2 separate regions of the Homo sapiens genome follow, and region 1 is linked to region 2. Evidence: chromatin loops called from intact Hi-C (ENCODE). Cell type or tissue: natural killer cell. All regions are shown on one strand.

Region 1 (8,000 bases), 1.3 Mb after region 2:
AAATAATAAGAAATGAAGAAAAATTATACAATTGAAAAACATTTTTTAGATGTTGCTAGAGCTGTGTCTCTCAAACTATAGCATGTATATGAATCACCTGGGAACCCCATTAAAATGCAGACTCTGATTCAGGTCTGCGGTGGGGCCTGGGATTCTACATTTTTGACAAATGACGTCCTCGGACCGCATCTTGAGTAGCAACAGTCTAGGCTAGAGTGGCACTGTTCAATAGAAATACAATGTAATCTACACACGTAATTTAAAATTTCCTAGTGATCCCAGTGAAGTAAAAATGAAATGAAAAGGTGATTAATATTAACAGCTTTTATTTCACTCCATATGCTGTATAGTCAATATATTATTTCAATATGCAATAATATAAAAATTATCAATGAGAAATTTTCCATTGTTTTCTTTCGCTGTCATTAGAATACAATGTGTACTTTACAGTTACAACATACCTCATTTTGTATTAGTCACATTTCAAGAACCCAATAGAACATGTATTTAGTAGCTAATCTACTCAAAAGTGTAGGTCTATAGCACATCAAAATAACCTAAAGAGCTTTTAAAAATACCTATAACCAGTTCCCATCTCTGACCAATTAAAACAATCTTTGGAATGGGGCCGGGCATTCAGAGTTTAAAAGCTCTCCAAGTGCTTCTCATTTGCAGCCAGGATTGAGAACCACCCAACTAGAGAATCAATGTTAAGAGTTTACTTGGTGAAATATGTACAGAAAGGCAAGGCAGAGAGCAAATGGTGTAGCTCCTAAGAAACTTCCTTTAGGAGATTATTAAGAAAAGACCTCATCTGCCACAAAAGACTTAAAATACAGACAAAGCTGGTTTATTTATGGAAAAATATGCCCAAGAGAATGTTATGTCAAATGCAAGAAGAATATGCTAGTTGTAGGACCAATTCACACTCCTATTTGTTGGAAACACATCAAAAGAATGAATGAAAGCTTAGGTGATTTAGATATAAGAAGAAAAGGACTGCTCTCTTGAGAACCAAATTTTCTTCTAAGTAGAATGTCTTTAGACCCCTATCCATATCTCCATTAGGAAAAATTATGACTGAATTAGTAGTATAAATCAGGAACATGCATTATTAGATGAATTAATTAGGACACTGTGTCATTCAATAGGTATATACTGAGTGTTTAAAACCTTTCAAGGCTTTCCATTGCACTTAAGAGGTAAGTTTACTTCCCTTGCTCTTCCTCTCTTCCTATTGTAAACCCTATCTGAACCCTACCTTTACACTTTCCCATCTACCTTTTCTGGTCTTATCCATCACCTCCAGTACCAACTCCCAACCTACTTTCCCAATCCACCTTCCTCATCAAACATGTACTCACATGTAGGTGGCACACAAACACAATACCAGTCATTTTCAAATCCCTCTAAATTCTAGATCAGTGCTGTCCAATAGAAATGTAAGAGCCCTATATGTAATTTTAAATCCCCAAGTAGCCACATTAAAACGGTAAAAAGAAACAGGTAAAAGTGAGTATTTTATTTAACCCAATATATCCAAAATGTTATTTTGAAATATAATCAATATAAACAATTATTGAGATATTTACATTCAATAATGTAAGGCTACTGGCTACCATACTGGAACAGCACAACTCAAGCCATCATGGTCCCTGACCTTGGACTATCACACATATATTTCCCCAGGTCATCTTCCCCATTTCCATGGTGTCTGCCTTTTCGTCAGGCCAATGCCTACTCATCCTTCAGCACTCTTGTTTAAATGTCTTCTGTTCCAGGATCTCTTCACTGTTCCCATTCACCTAAGTCTGATGTCCTCCCTATGTGCTTCCACTATCAGCTTTATTACACCACTGATTTACATTAGGAGCAATAAGAGATCAGATACGAATATATTATTCCTGCTATCAAATAATTTGCAACTTAGTAAAACACAGATGCATAAAAAAAGTACATAAACAAATTGTAATGAAGTCTGTAACCTGAAGGTTGTGAATACAGACTACCTAAGGCTGTATGCCAATTCCACCACTTAACTAGCTCTGTGATCTCCAGCGAATTACTTAACCTCTTAAACTTGTTTCTTCATCTATAAATGGGAATAATAGACTAATACTCGTGATGTTTTGAAGATTAAAAGAGATAAACCGATTAAGAAGTTTATCATGCCTAAGACATAGTAAGCCCACAAATGTCAGCTATTATCCATTGCCCAGTACAGTATCTGAATGTAATTAACAAATATTTCTTCACTGGATGAATAATGCAAATATACAAAAACTACAATAAAGAAATACTAACAAAATACTCTGGATATTCATAAGAAAGACAAATCTTTGATGGGATCAAGGAATGTTTTGAGTCAGAATCAGCATTTGATTTGGGTCTTATAAAACAGACTAATGAGGGACAGAAATAAAAGAAAGAAGTATCAGGAATTAAAGCTGGAAAATTAGGATAGTGCCAAGCAGCAAATCTTACTAAGCGAATTCTGGCTTAATAAGACTATTATTTGCTAAAAATGAACTGAAAGAGACAAATATAACTGTGAAAGTTTTTTGAAATTCAAGCAGGCTACCATTAATATGGAAGAACTGTTACTGTAGTAACATATAAATATATAACCAATATAAGTATATAATAAAAATGATTGAAGTTGTCGAGAGTCCAAATTTATGCAGATATCCACCGTAAGATTTTGCTCTTAGAATCTGAGATCAATTTAGAAATCGCATTGTTGTAAATGTATTGGTACATGGTAGAAATAGCAGTCCTTTTGAAGTACCACTGAGTCAATATATTTTTAAAGTTTGACAGCAGCTGTTGCTATTTGCAGGGCCTATTTTTGACCAACAATTCCTAACTCCATATCTCTAACTTACAAAGTGGTATCCCGTTGTCCTGACTGATCTATTCTGAACTGATGAACTATTTCATTTAATCAAATGGGCTTTAATACATTTTTAACCTGACTGAAATTGATATTGGGATGCACCTTAGATACCCAGTCTTGGCTTAATTGTGTGAAAATCTTCTTCTAAAACCTTGATATTTTCTGATTAAGTGCAAGAAAGTGCCAGCATTGATGCATCTTGAGTTGTTGAAGTTCTGTAGATATGCTTACCTGGATAAAAGCCATTTCCAGAAATGTTTGTCTTCCTGTCCTCTCCTTTATATGCCGGTATCCAAGTAACAGAAGCTTGGGTTTTCTACCATCCATTCATTCCCCAATAATTTCCTCAAAAAATACTTACTGAGCTCCTACTGTGTGAAAGGCACTATTTTTGGTGCTGGGGATATAACACCTCATAAAATGTGAAAATATGTCATTTTAGATGTCAAACACTATCCCTTTTCTATTGCCTGTCATCGCTCTCTTAGCAGAAAGGATTCAACAGCTGCAGTCTCTAAAACTTACAAACCTTCTATGCCCAATCACAGAGAACAGCCATTTTCTAAAATCCCATTTCACAATCGTTCTTCACTAGTTGGAAACAGGAATGAGATGTAGTTCACTTACGTAATCCTTGTGAAGATGATGTACTGCCAATGGCATAATATAACCAGGCAACTTTTTACAAGCACTAAAACTTGAGAATGAAGTTCCTAGATACTTCATGATAAGTCAGAATTAAGAAGTCTGAGAAAAACCAGACGGCAAGTTCCGGATCAAAAAAATTTGAGGGTAAATTAGTTAAGCAGTTCAAGAAGAAAAGCATCACAAATCTACAATATCAAACCCTACCCAAATTCTCTTTAAAGTGTGGCTTTCCCCTCCCCTATATTCTTATAGGGGATTCACTTCCCTGCCAAAAAGTATGTTCTTCTCTAAAACTCGTGGTAGGTGCATAACAAGTATACTTATGGGTCGACGGTTATCAAAGTATCTTTCACCTCCCTCCCGCTGCCTCCTTTGGGACCGTCCAAAAAGAGCCCCTGGGAAGAATCGAGTTAGACTGGGCTCCCGGAAGGCCACCCAGGGGAGCAGGGGCGCGCACCTGCCTCGGCCACAATGATGAGGTTGCTGCTGGTAGGAGTCCCGGTGGGAGTCGGGGCAACCTGGAAGATCTCCTCTCTCTGGGTATTAAATGAGAGTCCCGACTGAGTGCCCAGAAACTTCTGCAGTCTTGTTTCCGTGGCCTGGGCCCTCCCCAGCCTCCCCGGTCAGGCGACAGACGCGCGTGGCACTTCTCCCGAGCGTGCAGTCCCGCTACGTCGCAGCCCTTGGACCAAACCCGGCAGCAAGCGTTGCGCCAATTGCCGCTGACCCCTCCGGGACCCTACCCACTGCGAGGGCACCCACTGGTCACGGAGCCGCCGCTTCCCTGGCCGCCTCCTCCAGCATAGAACCGCTCACCTGCGACCCCGGCGGCACCTCCCCACGGTCGCCCCAAGGGGGGTAGGAAAAAAGATGCTTCATTGATCCCCCGCCCACTAACTGGGCCCGCCCATCTCCCGCCACCCCAATGGCTCATATGGCTGCCGCTCATTTGATGAGTCTCATCCATTGGTTAGAATGGTGTAGCCATTCTGGCTGAGAGCCCGCCCTAGGCCTGGCCTCACAATGGGAATCAAGTCCCAAACCGGTTCCGGGTTAGTGCCCTGGAATTCCGCCCCCTCGTGATTCACCTCCCTGTCTGTGCCCCGTCTGTGGCGCGCAGCTCTGTCAGTCAAGTGGACTCTAGGAAGGGATTGGCCCCTAGAGATCCGCTTGCTGCGCTGTTCCAACTGATTGGGGCACTGGCCGCTGCATCTCCAAACTCGTCTCTTGTCCTTGACCCTCACCTGTTAAAAGGGCAAAGAAGAAGTAGGAAACTTGTGCTGCTCCAGTCGGGTTCTTAGGCCAGCATCACCTTCTCCTCGACCAGCTGCGACCTAATTGGCCTCAGCCATTCCTCTAAGGCTGCCCGTGCCAAAGGTCGCTGGTGACTTCCTTATGGCTAAATCTAGGAGTCACTTCTTAGTCCTTATCATACTATATACTTCCCAGAAGACATTTGAATTTTTTTTTTTTTTTTTTTTTTTTTTTACCATTCTTCACTGTTTCCCCAAATATGTGCTTCTGCTTTCTTCTCTCCCAGTCCTCCTCTATATTCAAGTTTGCAGTTGCTTATTTTCTGCCGTCTCACGTTCAGGTGTTTGTGATTAGTGCACCTTTCTTCCCGCTGCCTCTGTCCAGGCCTCTGTGGACTCACCTGAATTCCATCAGTAGCCTCCTAGCTGGTCTCCCAACATCCTGTCTGCCGGACTGTAGTTCATTCTTCACGTTGTAGCCAAAATGAGCTGCTTAAAGTTTTTTAGTGGAATCTCACCACTGGTGATACAGTACAAACTCCTTATCGAACCTGAAAAATAAGGCACCTACTTTTCCCTCAACCTTCATCTCTCGACATTATACCCACATTTCTTCTTCCTTACCCCATTCCCTTTGCTTCTTTCAGTTCCTGAACTCTACAGTGGCTACTGGGAAGTCAGTTTGCATTGCTGTGTTTCCTCCCTGCTTCTCCGCTATGCCTAGCATTCATTTTTAGAAATTCCTTTCTAAAGGAAGGCTTCCAAAATTATCTCCATTCACCCTCCCTCCACTTCCAAGTATTCCCTTCCCTGTAGGTTTGCCAGATAAAAACAGGACGCTCAGTTAAATTTGAAGTTCAGATAAAAAGCAAATAATTTTTAATCTGTCCAATGGAATATTTGGTATCCATATGTTTATTTGCTAAATTTAAAAAAATAAAAATTTTTGTTTACTAAATCTGCAAGCCTACTTCAGCGAGCTCTCATCACGGCCTTTCCTCTGACAGCACTTCCCACATATTTTATGTGGGTGGGGCTTTTCTTGTTTACTGTTGTGAATAACACAGTGCCTAGAATGTAACAGACAAAAAAGATTTGGTAAATAAATGGTGGAATATTCTGGAGGAATGGTGCATCCTTGCTGGATATTCTTGGAGGAACTCTCCCATAAAATAGGAAGTAATTATGAAATATGCTCTTTAAAATGTAATGATCAGATTGATCTTACAGATTGTTACTTATGACTTTGTCAGTAAGTATAGACATGTTTGTCAAAGAAGCATGTCTATACTTTTGCCAAAGTAGATCAAAAGAAACTTGTAATTTTTGGAAAAATACAAGTTGTATTTTATAATTTTGGATTTTGTTCATGGTGGGTGGTGTTTTTTTGATGAGTGCAGTGAGAAAGTAAGATAACTAGCTATCCCCATCATAACCAGACACTATCAGTTCTGTTCAGAACCTGTCCACCACTTGACTCTGTTTATTTACCTCAGTAATGGGGACAAGAATGGTGAATCAGTATTAACAAACTTTTGCTTTCGTATCATGAACTCTAAGCTTTCCCCAATTAACCTCAGTCTCTTTGCTAATTGAAGTATCTTTTCCAAATACCCTCACTATTTCCTCTCAGCTACATCTTGTCTGAGTGGATATGGACCAACAATGAAGAATTTGAAGGTAATCCATAATGTGTACTATCAGTACTCCATGATCAACCTGTTTGCTGATTTAATTTTTCTTAAGTCCAGGCTAGAGATTTGACCCAAAGATACTTACACACTTACTTTACAACTGTGCTGTCCAACTGTGATAGCCAGATGAGTCATTGGAATGTGGCTAGTACAACCAAATAACTGAATTTTAATTTTATTAATTTTAATTAACTTTAATTTAAAAACTGATATTTGATTCAAGTTACTAGATACTTCTATTTGGAAAATTTGGGTTATGTGTATACTTTTTCAATTGTAAACTTTTTGAAATCTAAATATAGATCAAGTATTTCTGATTTAAAAATAGTGTCTGAATTGAGATGTGCTGTAAGTGTAAAATATATGCAGGATTCCAAGATTTAGCATGAAAAAAATAAATATCTCACTAATAATTTTTGTGTTGACTATAAGTTGAAATTATAATTTTTGCATAATTAGGTTAAGAAAAATATATTATTAAAATTAATTTTACCTGTTTTTAAATTGTTTCCAGCTTTATTGAGGTATGATTGACAAATAAAAATTATATATATTCATGATGATTTGATATACATATACATTGTGAAATGATTACCACAATCAATACATCCATCACCACACATAGTTACCATTATTTGGTGGGGGGGGGTGGGGGGGGGAGGTGAGGGCACTTAAGATGCACTTTCTTAGAAAATTTCAAGTAAACAATATAATATTAACTATAGTCACCATGCTTTATGACAGATTCCCATAACTTACTCATTTTATAACTGGAGGTTTCTTCACAACCCCCAGCCCTGGCAGTACCATTCTGCCCTCTACTTCTTTGAGTTCTACTTTTTTTTTTTTTCCTTTTAGAGACAGAGTCTCACTCTGTTGTCCAGGCTGAAGTGCAATGGAATGGTCATACCTCACTGCAGCTTAGAACTCCTCGGCAAACGTGATCTTCCCACCTTGCTAGGACCCCAGGCATCGCTGCCACATCTGGCAATTTTTTTTTTTTTTTTTTGGTTGAGACAGGGTCTCACTGTGTTGCCTAGGCTGACTAGAACTTCCAGCCTCAAGCAGTCCTTCCACCTCAGCCTTGCAAAGTGCTTACAGGTGTGAGCCACTGCATCTGAGTAGAATTCAAGTTTTTGTGATTCCACATATAGGTGAGATCATACAGTATTTGTCTTTCTGTGTGTGGCTTATTTCACTTAGTATAACGTCCTCTTGATGCAAATGGCAGAATTTCCTTCATTTTTACGGCTGAATAATATTCCATTGTGCATATGTATATGTATATGTATATGTATATACATATACACACCACAGGTTCTTTATGAACTCATCCATAGATGGACACTTAGGTTATTTCCATATCTTGGCTATTATGAGTAATACTGCAATAAACATGGAAGTGTAGATATGTCTTTGACATACTAATTTCATTTCCTTATTAATATATACCCAATAGTGGGGTTGCTGAATTGCTGAATTGTATGGTTGCTCTATTTTTAATTTTTT
Region 2 (8,000 bases):
CATTTTAATTCCATGTGACTGGACATTTTTAATATTTTAAGATATTAAAAAACTAAGCATATTGAAGATCTATATCTTTTTACCCCAATAGTTGGATGCAATTTTATAATAATTGCTACCATTTTCATTTAAAAAAAATTTTTACTCTTTTTCTAAATCAGTCTCTCTTAGCCTATAACAACATTTATTTGTAATGAATAAAGGTACTTTGATATAAAGTAACTTTTATCAAAGGTGCTTTAAGCCTACTGATACCTATGGGAAAATGATTCATTAAAATATTAATGGACTAATGTAATACTTTGTAATTTTTCCTGAGGTGTAATAGGAACAGTATGGACTTAGAGTCACTTTCTCAACACAGAGTTAAACCCTATCTCTGTCTCTTTCAAGCCGTGTCGTTTTGACAAGTGCTGTAGGAAAAACATCACCTACCTCATAAAGTTGTTTTGAAGATTAAAGTAGACCATGTATAAAATATACTGCTCAAAGTACACCATACATGTAGATCACTAAGATAAAATTCTCCAAAACATTCATAAATTTAGAAAGTCTAAATAACTTGTTTTCTAATGCTATCGTAGATTTTAAAATTTTAACTTTTTTTCCTGTTTTCTGCTAGTATATAAAAATACAGTTGGTTTTGGCATATTAACCTTATCTGTAGTGACTATGTTTAGTCCATTTATTAGGCCTAGTAGCTGTTTTTAGATAGTTTAAGATTTTTTTACATAAACAGACTTCTAGTATGATGTTGAATAGAAGTGGTGATAATGGTAATCATTGATTTGTTTCTGATCTCATTGGGAAAGAGTTCAATAATTTGCCATTAAGTACACAGTCAACTGCAGGTTTTTCATAGGTTCCCTTTATCAGATTGAAGAAATTCCCCTCCAATCTTACTCTACGCAAAATTCTTCTTAGGTATCAGTATTGAATTTTGTCAATTGCTTTTTATGCATCTATTAGGATAATCATATGGCTTATCTTTTCTATTCTATTAATATGATGAATTATACTGATTGATTTTTGAGAGTTAAAACAGCTTTTTGTTCTTTAGATAAAGCCTCCTGGGAATGATGTATTATCCTTTTCATATATTACTGCTGAAAATTTACACGAGACGGATTTTCTTTTGGATAAAGCTATTTCACAAGTATATGTATTTGCTGCAGATTATATGTTAATTTCAAGCTTGAGATAACTCATTGTCCCTCATGTAACCTCTTTTTTTTTTTTTTTTTCTTCTTAAATCCCACTGACATTTTGTCTACAACATGGATTTGTTTCTGTCAGGTAACTTAAGAACTTCCATATATAACTTTCTACATGCATAGAAAACTTCACTTTGAAATTGTTTGTGTTGACATCAGGGAATTAAATTCATTTCAGGTGCTATTGTAGGCCAAATTACAGGTTTTGAGTTTATAAAGATACCTCTGACTGAGTAATGCCACCTGATAATGTGGAGCTTTAAGAGCGTTGTTTGACTTTTTAATTGAGGTTATGGCTTATTTGTGTGCTTTACATTTTTTATTAATAATACAAATTATTTATTGTCATCTGATGATATAAGTAAACATACATTTCACTTACACATTTTAATCAACTTACATGATGAGCCAAATATCGTTTGGCTAATAAAAAAAAACCTAACCAAAACATAAATTTTCACTAAAGATATAAGATTATATTCTGGTTATTCAAAAAGAAATGTTTCTTTGGATTCATTATTAACCAAAATTGGATAGGCTATTCATCAAGCATGTATTGAACGTATATTATATATAACACAATGGAATGAGACCTCTAAGGAAATAAACAATGGAAAAAAATTAAAGCACACCTTAAGGTGTTACGTTTTGTTTTGCTTTTAATTAATTATTTTTCCAGAGCAGTTTTAGGTTTACAATAAAATCAAGCAGAAGGCACAGGATTTTCCATACAACCTTGGTACCTATGCATGCTTAGCCTTTCCCATTATCAATATCCCCCACCAGAGTGGTCCATTTGTTATAATCCATGAATCAACATTGAAACATTATATCCCCCAGACTCCATAGTTCACATTAGGGTTGACTCTTGATGTTGTGCATTCTGTGAGTTGGGACAAATGGTGGACATGTAGCCACCATTCTAGTTCCATACAGAATAGTTCACTCTCCTAACAGTGTTTTTAACACACCCATCTCAAAGTATAACTTCCAAATGGGTAAAAGCATGACTCATGAATATATAAAATGTACACATGTCAAAAATTGTATTCTAGTTCTTAATTAACAAAGGAACAAGTAAGTTTTTTTTGTTTTTGTTTTGTTTTGTTATGAGACAGTCTCACTCTGTTGCCCAGGCTGGAGTGCAATGGTGTGATCTCCGCTCACTGCAACCTCTGCCTCCTGGCTTCAAGAGATTCTCCTGCCTCAGCCTCTCCAGTAGCTGGGATTACAGGTGCACACCACCATGCCTGGCTAATTTTTGTATTTTTAGTAGAGATGGGGTTTCACCATGTTGGCCAGGCTGGTCTTGAACTCCTGACCTCATGATCCGCCCGTCTCGGCCTCCCAAGGTGCTGGGATTACAGGTGTGAGTCACCGCGCCGGGCCTAATAAGAAGTTTTAATTGATATAAAGAACATTTGAAAAGTAATTATTTGTAAGTAATATTATTTGAGATCACCAGGTTAGAGACAAAACTCATAGAAAGGGATATAAAATTTTGGAATTGTATATCGTACAAGAGAGAAATTAATTTCATCTTTCTAAAAAAGTCTACAAGTTAAAGTCTAATTTTTAAAAAATCAGTTTAAAAGTCTAACTTCCCTTTCTTAAGTCTTAGACCTTGGGTAAATAGTGAGGTAATCATGTACATTCCCATAAATGATGTTTTGCTTTCATGGGACACTGAAAAAATGTGCTATTCACATTTTTTCTTATTTTCAAGGTTTAGATAATTTTTCTAACATAGATAAAAGCAATGTATACATATTATAGTTACATAGTACTTTACTCTGAAAAGCATTTAAAGTGAAGTTTTATGAAATGTTCAGAAAAGGAAAATACATTTCAACTTGGCCTTCAGGGATTCTCAGCTAGGAATTGGCAGAGATGGAAAGTGGATGGAGAAGAGATCAGAAAAAAAGGAGAGAGCTGATTTGAAGGCACAAAAGCCAGAAAGCATAGTTGTATTTTGCAATAGAAAGGACTCCAGTTTGCTTACATTGCTGGATGCATGGAAGAGAACAGCAGGCTATAAAGGCCGAGAAGATGGTTTGAGTCTGGATTGTGCCAGGCTAAAGGATTTTGACTTTTTTTGTTAGGCAATAGGGATCCCTAAAGCTTTTAGAGTCTGGATAAGGAAGATAGATCTGCTCAATAAGAAGGATGAACTAACAATAGAGTCTTTTCTAGGATGCTACTGAAGGAATTGAGAGACAGAATATACAAATGAGTGAAAGCCAGACCATATAGAAAAATAGAACCCTAACCCACAATTTGCAGCTACCAGCACAGGATGCCAGCTTGCTACACATCTGACTTGTAGGAAGTCAGAATGTTATCTCTAATAATAAATCCAGGAAGCCAAACAATAACTCCTATTACAATTGACCCCAAATGACCAGGCCTTGATTAATAACTGACAACTTTAATAATTTTTGTCCCTGCTTCCAACTTAGGACCAACTAGAGAAAGCCAGTTATACACCTCTAACCAATTCCATCGATGCTTCACTTCTAGTTAGCCACCCCACAACAACAGCCTCCAATCAGGGAATAATAGTTGAAGCCTTTCCTCTTCTCAACTATGAAGCTTCCCTACTTTTCTGCTGCACTTTGAGTCTGCCAAAATGCAAGCAATGATGGCTGATTCCTTTGCAATTAAAAACTCTGAATAAATAAACTTTGCTTGTTCTCATTCAGATGGTCTTTGTTTACTTCCATAAAATACACTACCATTAAAACTAAGGATTCTTTTTTAACTAACAGCTTTATCAAGACACATGAATCTGTCCAGTCAATATAAATTGGATCTCCTAGTGTGCCAGGCAGTGTCAGGCAGTAAAAATGTAAGCATATACACTCTTGCCCTCGGAAAGCCTTTACACTGTGTAGGATAGAAACAAGTAAATATACATCATACACTGTCAAATACAAAACTGAACCCAAGTTAAAATTAACACAGGCTGATTATTCATAAATGTGCAGGAAGAGAACCCATCTGTCATCACTTTCATTTCAGCAGAGGTACAAGGATGTTAGAAATGAGAGTAAATTTTACCTGGTAAAAAAGAAAAAAATGCTGAAAGCGTCTCTAATTGGTGAGCATTACATTAAAGTGGGATGTGGAAGCAGAGACTTATTCAGGTATATTTGAGATTAGTTGGTGTGCTGGAACTAGGTGAGCCGGCATTTTCAGAATATTTCAAAACAGGAAGTCTTATTCAATGTTAGAGACTGAAGATTTTCTGTGGCTGGCCATTTCCAGGAACAAGTCTAGCTGACGGGGTGCTTTTGTGTGGTGTGTCTGTCATAATGGTCCTTAATGGAGGCAGAGGAGCTGGTATGGCAGGAAGTTTCTCACCACAGTATACTAAGTAATGAGTTTCTGTTAGTTTTATGTAGAGAGATCTGAATTTACAGATGAGATAATGTTGGTACTGCTGGATTGGCATTACAAAAATATGAAACTGCAAAAGTGGCTGCCCCCAAGATATCTGAAGACCAATTTATTTAAATTAAAAACAATTTATGGGCTTTTATGTGTGTGTGTGTGTATGTGTGTGTGTATATATATATGTGAAATTTTCAAGAACACAGCCTACACATAAAGCAGTACTGCAGACTGTCAGTCTATAAGCTAAAATTTTGTTTATTTATATTGGCTAGTGCTAAAAAATGGAATTTTCATGCTGTTAACAGTGACCTGTTTCCCATAGTCACTACTGTTGACACATCCTTATACCAGTGTATTTCACATATCCACATTAACTAAAAAGGCTTTGGGCTTGCAAGTGTTGAAGAAATATAATTAAAAACAAAATATTCTCTCAACCCAGAAATTATCCACAAAGACAGTAGAGAAAGAGAACACTTTTATTATTGAAAAAGCATTACACCATAATATGATGCACATCACAGGAAATCCATTAAGAGATTGCAAAGACAGAAAGGAATCTCTACCCCTTATATAATCAAGTAACCCATTACATACATTTTTCAAGATGAACAATAACTAGTTGTCAAGTAAGAGGACTGACAGCACCTTTTGTCACACAGTTCATCCTAACTTTACCTTGTAATTGGGGTGACCATCTGTGTTAGCATATTGGCTATATCGAGAGAGACAAACAAACAATCAAAACCATATACCTTTATGATAGAACATAGCTTTAGCTTTGCAAATTGGAGCAAGGTGCCCACAAAAGTTAGATTATTATCCTTCCACAGAAACTGGGAGATAGGAGCACTGTCTTCCTTTATGTTAACATTTATATTAGTCTGTTCTCATGCTGTTATGGAGAAATACCTGATGCTGGGTAATTTATAAAAAAAGGAGGTTTAATTGGCTCACAGTTCTGCATTGCTGAGGAGGCCTCAGGAAAGATACAATCATGGTGGAAGGCAAAGGAGAAGCAGGCACCTTCTTCACAGGGCAGCAGGATGGAGTGAGTGCAAGCAGGGGAAATGCCAGATGCTATAAAACCATCAGATCTCCTGAGACTCACTCATTATCATGAGAACAGCATGGCGGAAAACCACCCCCATGAGCCAATTACCTCCACCTGGTCCCGCCCTTGATAGGTGGGGATTATGGTGATTACAATTCAAGGTGAAATTTGGGTGGGGACACAGAGCCAAACCATATCAGCGTTTCAAAAAGATGGCTTCCAAGCTCTGAAAGGTATTCCTGAGTCATAAAGTTGACAAAAGACCTATCTAGTTTTCAAAATAATTTCTGTACATTTCGAAGAGAGGAGAATGTACTTACAATGATAAGGTTTCTAAAGTAAATGCTCTAATAAAAATGAGGATGAAGAAGTCCCTTTCTTTATCTCAATGGGGGAATTAAGTCTCTTATTTTTAATTTTTATTTATTCAAAAGTACCCCAACAAATTCACCTGAATTGCCCCCTCCAAAATGAAGTAGCTTAAGATGACATTTTAAAAATAATTCTCTTTAACAATGACAGTTGCTGGCATTTGTGTAGTGATTCTATGAACCAGTTTTAGGGAATTAAGAAACTTCCTAAATGCAGATTTTAGGGCCTTTGGTCATAGAAACCAATTAAAAAGACCTGGGATTCAGTTCAAATAGTTTCCTTCTTATCAAATTCTTTCAAGGCCATTTTGAGTCTTGTTATCCCTTGCCACTCCTTAAGAAATACCACCTATGACTACACAACCTCAGTGAAATAATAACCTCACCTAATTGCTTTTGAAATTTGCCTAATGGCTTTTGGGTCACCCTTAGGCTACTTGTTTATCCCAAACAATTAATAATTTCTAATTATGCCTGTAGTCACCTTTTTTATTTTGGCAAATGAAGTATTCCCTCTTCCATAACTGAGTGATTATCATGGCGTCAGTAATTCAGAGCATCCCCATACTGGACTCATATAAATTGCACCACAATGATGTAGCTTAAATATATTTTGAATAAGACATTAATTTTTTAAATATCTCATCACCATTATATTTAATTTATAAGCCAAAAAGAAGACTAAAACTAATGAAAATTGACAGTTAAATTTGAAATATATCTGTGACCTACTGCTATGTTCAATACATAAGCAAGTCCCAGACTTTTTTTAGTAATCAATCTTTCAGTTAATTTCCTCTTTATAGCACTACACTAGACCCCTAAGGCATGGCTAACTATCTTCAACTTAAGCGCTTCAGGCAATAAGTAGCAAAATTACTAACACAATTATGATGATTAAAGTGTTCATTTAAAAATGGTGACACCTACTTATAAGCAGCATAAGTGACAATAACTTTTTTAGTTATTTAAATTGTACAGCTGTAGCTTTAGAATTAACATAACCTGCATTGAGTAATTTGTTAAAATATTTTAGTAAGATAATAAGCTAAATTAACATAAATATTTAAGGTAAAGAGAATGCTTTAAGTCATTCTCTCAGAATAAAAGTAATTATATTTCCTTTAGAAACATGTTTTATTCACATGTTAATGTATTATTAATTCTTGGAGAAAGGCTTTCAATTATTCACTTTTTGTTTTTATTTGTTGTGATGATTTTTTACAGAACTTAGTGGAATAGAGAAATGTTTCTGCAAAGCATGTCTGGTCTATAGAAAAATAACAATTAGTATTGATTTTTATTGGGACGAACACCTGTAGTTTAAGGAAAACATGATATAATTCCTGTAGGTTATAATTCTATTTGGTTAGCTTAGCTCTTTCTTCAGTTTTCTATTCCTAGTGCCAATCCCCTGCAGCCATTGTCCCCCCAGAATAATACAGAATAGGAAACATACTGTTCTACCTGATCCATACCTATCTCCTTCAAGCTCTTCAAACATTTTAACCAGGTAGTACATTGCTGCTTCCTTCCCCCACAAAAAGGCCCATAGCCAGATGCATTGGTGCATACCTGTAGCCCCAACCACTCCAGAGGGTGGCAGGAGGATTACTTGAGGCCAGAAGTAGTGCACTATGACCACATGTGTGAATAGCAACTGTACTCCACCCTGTGCAACATAGCAGGAACTTGTCAAAAAAAAAAAAAAAAAAAAAAAAGCCAACGCTTGACCTTTCTAGCCCCTTCTCCACTACTTTCTATCTGTCCTCATCTAGACAGTTCAATTCAATTCTCTGTTAACTAAATACCATTTTCTTTTCCTGCCACCTTGTCTTTGGTTGTGATTTTGTTGGTGTTTCTTCCTGGAAGGTTCTCACACATTCTTCATCTAGCTTCCTCTCTTGCTAAACAATACTAATACCTATATTTCAACACCTAGGCAAATACTACCTATTCCCAAAT

What was found. Hi-C counts contacts between places; a loop is a spot of excess contacts. Peaks named below come from ENCODE experiments on the same cell type or tissue, not always from the same donor. Only the 100,000 strongest peaks of a DNase experiment are listed, where the experiment ranks them.
Region 1: a loop joins it to region 2, with 7 times the contacts of the local background. A loop is called at or near these places in 3 of 110 quality-filtered maps.

What each region holds. Positions count from the first base shown.
Region 1 is chr11:106,017,835-106,025,834 of GRCh38, forward strand. It overlaps MSANTD4 (Myb/SANT DNA binding domain containing 4 with coiled-coils), which reads right to left and starts at 4,406. Exons shown (of 3, transcript NM_032424.3): 1 at 3,128-4,406. RefSeq lists enhancers at 3,928-4,047, 4,878-4,947 and a silencer at 4,378-4,487. In natural killer cell, no CTCF peak of the experiment used is centred here; DNase peaks (open chromatin) are centred at 4,577 and 5,137; H3K4me3 peaks cover 1,690 bases; H3K27ac peaks cover 1,247 bases.
Region 2 is chr11:104,701,489-104,709,488 of GRCh38, forward strand. No RefSeq gene overlaps it. Among named protein-coding and RNA genes, the nearest start is that of LINC02552, 96 kb to the left of the region's middle. RefSeq lists enhancers at 4,193-4,322, 4,333-4,452. In natural killer cell, no CTCF peak of the experiment used is centred here; DNase peaks (open chromatin) are centred at 4,503 and 5,063; H3K4me3 peaks cover 1,014 bases; H3K27ac peaks cover 3,326 bases.